Regions from separate parts of the Homo sapiens genome. Here region 1 is linked to region 2. A link is a contact called in ENCODE Hi-C or POLR2A ChIA-PET data. All regions are on one chromosome and are shown on one strand. The core of a region is the stretch at or near the end of the contact, and the rest is flanking DNA. Distances in the headings are between cores, read along the strand shown. Region 1 overlaps IRAK2 (interleukin 1 receptor associated kinase 2). Region 2 overlaps FANCD2 (FA complementation group D2).

Region 1 (3,846 bases), core at 183-2,682, 140 kb before region 2:
CAGCCTCCCGAGTAGCTGGGATTACAGGCACATGCGACCACACCTGGATAATGTTGGGGGTTTTTTGTAAGTTTTTTCTTTTCTTTTTTTTTAATAGAGACAGGGTTTCACCATGTTGGCCAGGCTGGTCTTGAACTCCTGGTCTCAAATGATCCACCCACATCAGTCTCCCAAAGGCTGTGATCACAGGCATGAGCCACCGCACCAAGCCCCAGATGCTATTATCATGAAAAAGCAATGGTTGGCTGGCAGGTGGGGATGGGAGGTTAAAGCTGCTTTGTGGGGATGCAAATGCAACCTTGTACCGGGCCTCATTTGCATGTGTAAAACTAGCTAGAATTGAGGTCGTTGCCCTCTCTACAGAGCTGTGAGGCCCAAATATACCTCCCAGCCAGATGTGACAAGTTCCCTTACCAGGTAAACCGGGCTTCGGTTGTTATCCATTGCAGGGATGCCCGTGAGGACCTCGGCCAACACCTGGAGAGAACAGAACGTGAGTTAGCATGGTTCAGACGCTCGTGCACACAGCCAGGCAGCAGATTCTGTCTTCTCTTCTCAGTTCTGAGCTCCAGGTGCAGCTCTGCCATTGCCAGCAGACACACCTGCCCAAAATCTGGAACATGGGAATATCACTAAACACCTCCTCCAATTAAAGATGCCACCAAGCTGCCAGTGGAAGGTTGTAATTAATTGATAGCCAGGCAGAGAAGATGGTTTTCAAAAATTCATGTGTGTGTGTGTTTATATGTATTACCATAAGATATATATAGGTATAGATAAATATAGATACACACACACGTATATATACACTATTTTTTAAAGATTGTTTCATTTAAAAATCCTTCAGCTGGCTGGGCACGGTGGATCATGCCTGTAATCCCAGCACTTTGGGAGGCTGAGGTGGGCGGATCACGTGGTCAGGAGATCGAGACCATCCTGGCTAACACAGCGAAACCCCGTCTCTACTAAAGATACAAAAAAATGAGCCAGGCGCGGTGGCGGGTGCCTGTAGTCCCAGGTGCTTGGGAGGCTGAGGCAGGAGAATGGCGTGAACCTGGGAGGTGGATCTTGCAGTGAACTGAGATCGCACCACTGCACTCCAGCCTGGGCGACAGAGCAAGACTCCGTCTCAAAAAAAAAAAAAAACACCAAAAAACCTTCAGCTATGGCAAGCAGGCATTGCTCTGTGAATCTCAGGGAAGGAAAGACTCTGCATGCAGGCAGGTATCTATTCTAGACAAATCTTGCAGCATCCATAGCATGTTTCACTCACAGGCCTTTACTAACATTATTTATTCATTAGCGCATCCACTCGCAGAAGGAGCACAACCCTGTATACGTGTAAGTCACCACAAAATTGGCAAACCATGATATATGTCTTCATAAACAGGAAACTGCTTTGAACAGGGTTTCTCAGTAGAGACAATGCTATGATGGCTAAGGGCTCTACAGTCAGGCCTGAGTTCAAATTCTGACTCTGTTCCTTATATGCTCAGGTGATCTTTAGGCAAGTAACTAAAACCTGAGCCTCAGTGTCCTCATCTGTTAAATGGGGACTAGCAGTTGTGAATATTAAAGGTGTGAAGACCCCACACTTAGTGTGGAACCTCTCTCCCACAGCATCTCTCAAAGCAAGTCAGAATAGGGTCACATTTATAGCCAAGAATCCCTCCAAGCCTGGAGGAAGGAAAGGATAAAGGTTTTAAACCACCCAGGATTAATAACAGACTGGCAGTGACCAGAAAAGGGCAGCAGAGGGCATCACTGCTGCAAGTGGGACAGGAGCCAATTGAAAAGGGACTCCTGACAGGTCCCTGCCAGGAAGGGACAGAACAAGGGGAAATGAATAAACAAAGACTTCCTGTGCCCCTTTCACAGAGCAGGCTCTGAGCCAAGTCCTTTATAGAGGTCACTGAGCACTCACCAAAAAACACTGAGCAATGCACTGTGATCCCCACAGGAGGAATCAAAGTTCAAAAGCGTTATCAGTCAACCAGAGGCAGGGCTGAGCAAAAGGGTGGCAGGAGCCAGGAGGCATTCAATGAATGAATGGATGGATGGGTGGTAGATGGATGGATGGATGGATGGATGGATGGATGGATGGATGGATGGATGGATGGGTATGTGGGTGGGAGGGTGGGTGCATGGGTGGATGAATAGATGGATAGGTGGGAGGGTGAATGGATGGATGAGGAAGTCATCTGTGACGCTAACACACCAGTTAGAAGGTCAAGAGTAAACAGATATCAGAAGGAGGGTGTAAAGGTGGGAATAACAATAACCACAGTCATCATAATATTCTTGGTAGGTGCAGGGTGCAGGGTGCCATGCTCACCTGCTTATATACATTATCCCATTCATCTCCATGTGTATCGTTAGCCCCATCTTACAGAAGGCTTAACTGAGGCCCAGAGACAGAAGTGCTAGGTGTAAGTCACACAGCTGAAAGTAACTGAGCCGGGCCTAGGGGTTCTATCCCCCTGGTTCTTTTTTTTCTTTTTTTTTTTTTTTGAGACAGAATCTTGCTCTGTTGCCCAGGCTGGAGTGCAATGGCGCGATCTCGGCTTACTGCAACCTCTGCCTCCCAGGTTCAAGTGATTCTCCTGACTCAGCCTCCCAGGTAGCTGCGATTACAGGCACATGCCACCACACTCAGCTAATTTTTGTATTTTTAGTAGAGCCGGGGTTTCACCATGTTGGCCAGGTTGGTCTTGAACTCCTGACCTCAGGTGATCTGCCCACATCGGCCTCCCAAAGTACTGAGATTTTAGGCATGTGCCACCACTCCCTGCCCATCCCCCTGGTTCTTAAAGGAGAAGGAGCCTGGACTAGCCCTGCTGAGCTTCACTGAACAACTTGCAGTGGGGCTGAGGGAGGCAGAGGAACCAGCTGGGAGACACGGAGGTGCAGAATCTGGGGTTCTGGCTGAGGGCAGAGGTGACTCAGGGCCACGGTTCTGGTAGCAGAGGTAGACAGACAGGAGACTGTGGTCAGAGAGAGGAAGTACAGAGTTCAAGGCTAGAGAAGAAAAGAGGGTGAGGCCCAAGGGGCAGCTGTATGCACTTGGCTGAAGCCAACCTGACTGTTACTCTTCTCAGCCAGCATTTCCCAGACTGGGTTCCATGGAACACTGACAAGGACAGATATTCTGAGAACACAAGGTTCCATAGTCAAATGAGCTTGGGAAACACTGCATACCCCTCTCTGGTGAATTCACAAGTACCAGATTAAAGGCTCACTACCATTCAACCAGCTTGAATTAATCTTGTGGTAAAGAAACCTGCTTGACTTTGCCTAATGCAATATTTCCAAGCCTGTCAGGGCACAAACCCTTTTAACACATCAATCCTAGAGGTCCGAAGGAACTGGAGTTCTACAGAAATATACTTTGGAGACTGCTACATGCAGACCATGAGCTCCTGAGGGGAGGGACTGTGTTTTTGTTACATTCATATTCCTAGTGCCTGGCACGACATAATGGCAGACAAGGATGGTGGTGGTGGTAGGGTGGGATGCTGGGTGGGTCAGTGGTCGCTGAATGGATGGGCAGCTAAAGGGTAGATGGATGATCGGACAGCGATGAACAAATAAGGACAAATAGACAACTGGATGGACAAGTGGATGGCTGGATGGGAATTACGGAAGTCAGGAGAGGATATCTGGAGCCTACTAGAACCTGGACACTCATGAGTGGTTTTCCTTCAAGGGCTGGCAAATTTCTTCTGTAACACGCCACACAGTAAATATGTGAGCTTTTGGGGAGCATGTTCAGTCTCTATCACATATTCTTTGTGTTTAAAAATATAATCCTTTATAAATGTAAAACTACCCTTAGCTCACAGACCA
Region 2 (4,164 bases), core at 1,387-3,886:
ACATCTCACCAGAGCAGAGCATGGAGCTGGTCATTAGAGATGTTGCTCTTCTCTTTATCCCCACTTGGCCACACCCGACAGAGGAATTGTCTGGCAAGGGAAGCTGTTAGAAAAGAAGACAAAGGAATCTTACATATGGGAACTTGACCTCATTCTTGCTTTTCAGGTTTTTGAGGATGATTATTGATCAAAAGGATTATTAGTTTAGATTTACTAAGACGTTCCCGGTCTAACAGGCAACTTACAAAAAGCTGTCACGTTCCTGATCCACTGGCCCTTTTGCCAGACATAAACTCATTTGCCTAAGGCTCAACACGTCCCACCCCAACCCCATCTTGAAACACACAAACATGCAAACATGAACATAAATACAGACACACAGAGAAAAGGAATGCTGCTGGGCAGTGGGAAGGCCAATCTTGTTCCTCCTGGGCTGGCCAATAGCAGTGGTCACCTCCAAGATTGAGACCAAACCTTCCCCTTTTAATCAATAGGGATAAATAAAGGTTTGTTTTGCATTTTTATCTTGCTTTCTGATGTGCTGCCAACTAGGATGAGCTGCATTCTAAGAGCTACAATAAAAGACAGTTTAAGAAAGAGGCCAGGGCTGGGCACAGTGGCTCACGTCTGTAATCCCAGCACTTTGGGAGGCTGAGGCAGGTGGATCACGAGGTCAGGAGTTCGAGACCAGCCTGACCAACATGGTGAAACCCCGTCTCCACTAAAAATACAAAAATTGGCTGGGCACGGTGGTGCGCACCTGTAATCCCAGCTACTTGAAAGGCTGAGGCAGGAGAATCGTTTGAACCTGGGAGGTAGAGGATTGCAGTGAGCCAACATCGCACCACTGCACTCCAGCCTGGGTGACAGAACGAGACTCTGTCTCAAAAAAAAAGAAAAAGGCCAGGGAAGAGGCCAGTATTTCTTTTATACTTGACCCTGATTTCTCCTTTATTTCCTACTTTATTAACCTCATGATTTATGTCTCGTTTTGTCAAATGTCTCAGATAAATTTTTTTTTTTTGAAAAGGAAGAACATGATTAAACTTAAGCCAAAGAGAAAACTATCTACTCAGCTTGTCTAACCAAACTCAGACTAAGCAATTTTAGCAGAAATCAGTCAGGTTGTTCTGGGAAAATGACCTTCTTGGTATAGCAAGAGGGCCTATCCAAGGTTATGTGGGGATTTACATGTAAAAATGTCCTGGGAAGCCCAAAGTTTGTAAGTGTGAGATATTAGTCCTATTCATTAAAAAAAAAAAAAAAAAAAGGATCTAGGCCCATCACCAATTTTTTCTTTGTTCTGAGCAGAAGCTGTTGATTTCTCCAAAATAACCATCAAAAGTCTGATGAGATAAAGAGCACACTGGAAACTGGGAATGCTTTGATGGAAATTCTGCAAGTAATGGACGCTCTGGCTGTAAGGAGACAAGAAAAACAAACAAATGCAATAGTATCCTATGTGTCACAGATATATTTAAATCCACATGACGTGCCCAAGTCCCTTTCAGTGTTTGACGGCCTAATCAGAATCCTCCTTATTTTCAGGTGCTTTAGTAGCAACCCTCTTCAAGCATCTTGGTAGAAAACCATACCTTTGTATGGAAAAAGCCAGGGCAGAAGACAGCCCCACTGATGGAATGTTGGCCTTGAAGGGGTCATGTATGCTGAGAAACCCAAGCACCACGCTAATATGTACAACCCTAGATAAATTATCTGCTCTTTAAAGCCTTAGGCAATACACTGAAAATAATTTGTAAAATCTGGGTTCACAGGCCGGGCATGGTGACTTATGCCTGTAATCCTAGCACTTTGCTAGGCTGAGACAGGCAGATCACCTGAGCTCAGGAATTAGAGACCAGCCTGGCCACATGTCGAAAACATCTCTACAAAAATATAAAAATTAGTAGGGTGTGTCAGCATGCGCCTGTAATCCCAGCGTCTTGGGAGGCTGAGGCAGTACAATCACTTGAGCCCAGGAGGTGGAGGGTGCAGTGAGCTGGGATCACTCCAGCCTGGGTGACAAAGTGAGACTCTCTCTCAAAGAAAAAAAAAAGAAGATATAAGGTCCTGACCTATAGACAGGGATGATAAGCACTGACTGCTGACCCAGTGATGGTCTAGGTTACCAAGGGAAGTGAGAGAAAGACCAAGTCACTCTGACTGAAGGGGGAGGGGGCCGAAAGCCATGCCCCTGAGATCATGTCACCTCCCTTGTCCACTGCCTACCCCTCAGCCACATAAGGTCTTCCTACAAGACAAGGGGAAAGAAACAGGCTATCAGTGATAACTAGCTGCTGCCTAATTACCCAAATCTGCTGGGAGACAGTAGGTCCCTGGATAATCAAGAGTTGATTACAGATGGTCAATGTTTTCATCATTATTACTTGAAAAGGCTGAGTTTATGGGCTGATGCATTCATGAAGATTTAGCATGATTATTCAAGGTTTCTAATACTTCAGGATTTATCAGAATACATAGATGAGAAAGCTCATATATGAGGAGAGTAGCTGAAAATAATTTCCTTTACAACTACTGAAAGACACCCAGGTTATTTTAAAGAAAGTTGCCAATCCTGTTCCTAGGAGTTTCTTGGGACAACAATCTTGGCTATGTAGTTATGACTCACCTGAGTAGTTCCTCCAAAGGCTGGCTGTGTTCTCCCTGTTTCAGTCGGCTACTAAGGACATGGAGGGCTGAATACAGTAAATTCTGATTTTCAGGTTGAGAAAATCCACTCCTAAGGAAGTCAAGGTAAGAGGGGTTAGCTTAGTTTCTGGAAAACTACTTGGATAGTATTTAAGGATCCTGGCCTCCAGTCTGTACCATCAATAGTTTAACGGTTTGAAAAAAGAATTGAGAGGTCGGGCGTGGTGGCTCACACCTGTAATCCCAGCACTTCGGGAGGCTGAGGCGGGCGAATAACGAGGTCAACACATGGAGACCATCTTGGCCAACACGGTGAAATCCCGTCTCTACTAAAAATACAAAAATTAGCTGGGTGTGGTGGCGGGCACCTGTAGTCCCAGCTACTCCAGAGGCTGAGGCAGAAGAATCGCTAGAACTCGGGAGGTGGAGGCTGCAGTGAGCCGAGATTGTGCCACTGCACTCCAGCCTGGCGACAGAGCGAGACTCCATCTCAAAAAAAAAAAAAAAAGAAAGAAAAAAGAAAAAAGAATTGAAATGGAAAGTACTGAAGTACCAAATTCAATCACAGCTCTAAGTATCAGAGTAGAAACTGAAGTACATCCAAAGTAATCTTTCCTGAAGTCTTCATAGGTTTCTTTTCTTCTTTCCTCTTTCTTTTCACAGGGGTGAGCCACCACGCCTGGGCCATAGGTTTACTTTGAAGGGCAAAAAGCTCTCCTTCATTCCCTATATTTTAGAGATATGTAGTCTTCTTCAAAAATACAGGAATAATTTTGTCAAACTGCTAAATCAATGTCCAGCCCATAGTGGTACTTACCCCTTCTCCTACATTAATGAGTCAAGTCTTGACATTTCTATCTTTGGATTACCTTTCATATTGTCCCTTCCTTTCCAAGCCTAGACCATCATTTTGGCCAGGCCCCTATCAATACATGTGTAGATCATAGTGACACCTTTTGAGTGTTCTTTTTTGCATCCCTTTTCAATCTGTCCTGCACTCTGCTGCCAGAAGTGTTTTCTTAAACCACTGCTTTCATTGTATTATGGCTGTGATCATAAAACTCCAAAATGGCTTCCCTGGACAACATTTAAATTATTCTGCCTGACCTTTGAGGCCCAGCACAATCTGACGTCCTAGATCTTCTCCTCTAGAAGCATCTTCCTGATCACCAGTGATAGTCATTCTTCCTTTCAACAAATGTATTCTGAGGGCCTATTAGGTGTCAGGTTTTTGGTCTACCATAGCTTCAATGAGATATAGTTGATGTACAATACACTTCATGTACTTAAAATGTTGAATTTGGGCCAGGTATGGTGGCTCACGCCTCTAATGCCAGCACTTTGGGAGGCTGAGGCGGGTGGATCACTTGAGCCCAGAGGTTCAAGACCAGCCTGGGGGCAACATGGCGAAACCCCGTCTCTACCAAAGAAAAAAAAAAGGAAAAATCAGCTGGGCATGGTGGTACATGCCTGCAGTCCCAACTGCTTGGGAGGCTGAGGTGGGAGGATTTATAG

The links. Hi-C counts contacts between places; a loop is a spot of excess contacts on that map. ChIA-PET counts read pairs that join two places held with the same protein, here RNA polymerase II (POLR2A). Pooled maps may share reads with other maps.
Region 1: a loop to region 2 is called in a map of PC-9, with 2.7 times the contacts of the local background. The contact joins two enhancer-like sites. A Hi-C loop is called at or near these places in 1 of 168 maps with a recorded cell type or tissue (PC-9) and 4 of 50 pooled maps. POLR2A ChIA-PET finds 5 or more read pairs at or near these places in 3 of 52 experiments (activated CD4-positive, alpha-beta T cell, activated T-cell and activated naive CD4-positive, alpha-beta T cell).

The regions. Positions count from the first base shown.
Region 1 is chr3:10,223,002-10,226,847 of GRCh38, reverse strand. It overlaps IRAK2 (interleukin 1 receptor associated kinase 2), which reads right to left. Exons shown (of 13, transcript NM_001570.4): 10 at 415-477. Among named protein-coding and RNA genes, the nearest start is that of TATDN2, 24 kb to the left of the region's middle. RefSeq lists a silencer at 129-423 and enhancers at 537-586, 762-1,544. Within about 2 kb of position 1,432, at least 13 of the 41 ENCODE cell types and tissues checked have a DNase peak (open chromatin) inside an H3K27ac peak, as active enhancers do.
Region 2 is chr3:10,084,388-10,088,551 of GRCh38, reverse strand. It overlaps FANCD2 (FA complementation group D2), which reads right to left. Exons shown (of 44, transcript NM_001018115.3): 33 at 2,630-2,740; 34 at 1,288-1,418; 35 at 10-103. It also overlaps a transcript of FANCD2OS not described here. Among named protein-coding and RNA genes, the nearest start is that of FANCD2OS, 22 kb to the left of the region's middle. Within about 2 kb of position 2,636, at least 2 of the 41 ENCODE cell types and tissues checked have a DNase peak (open chromatin) inside an H3K27ac peak, as active enhancers do.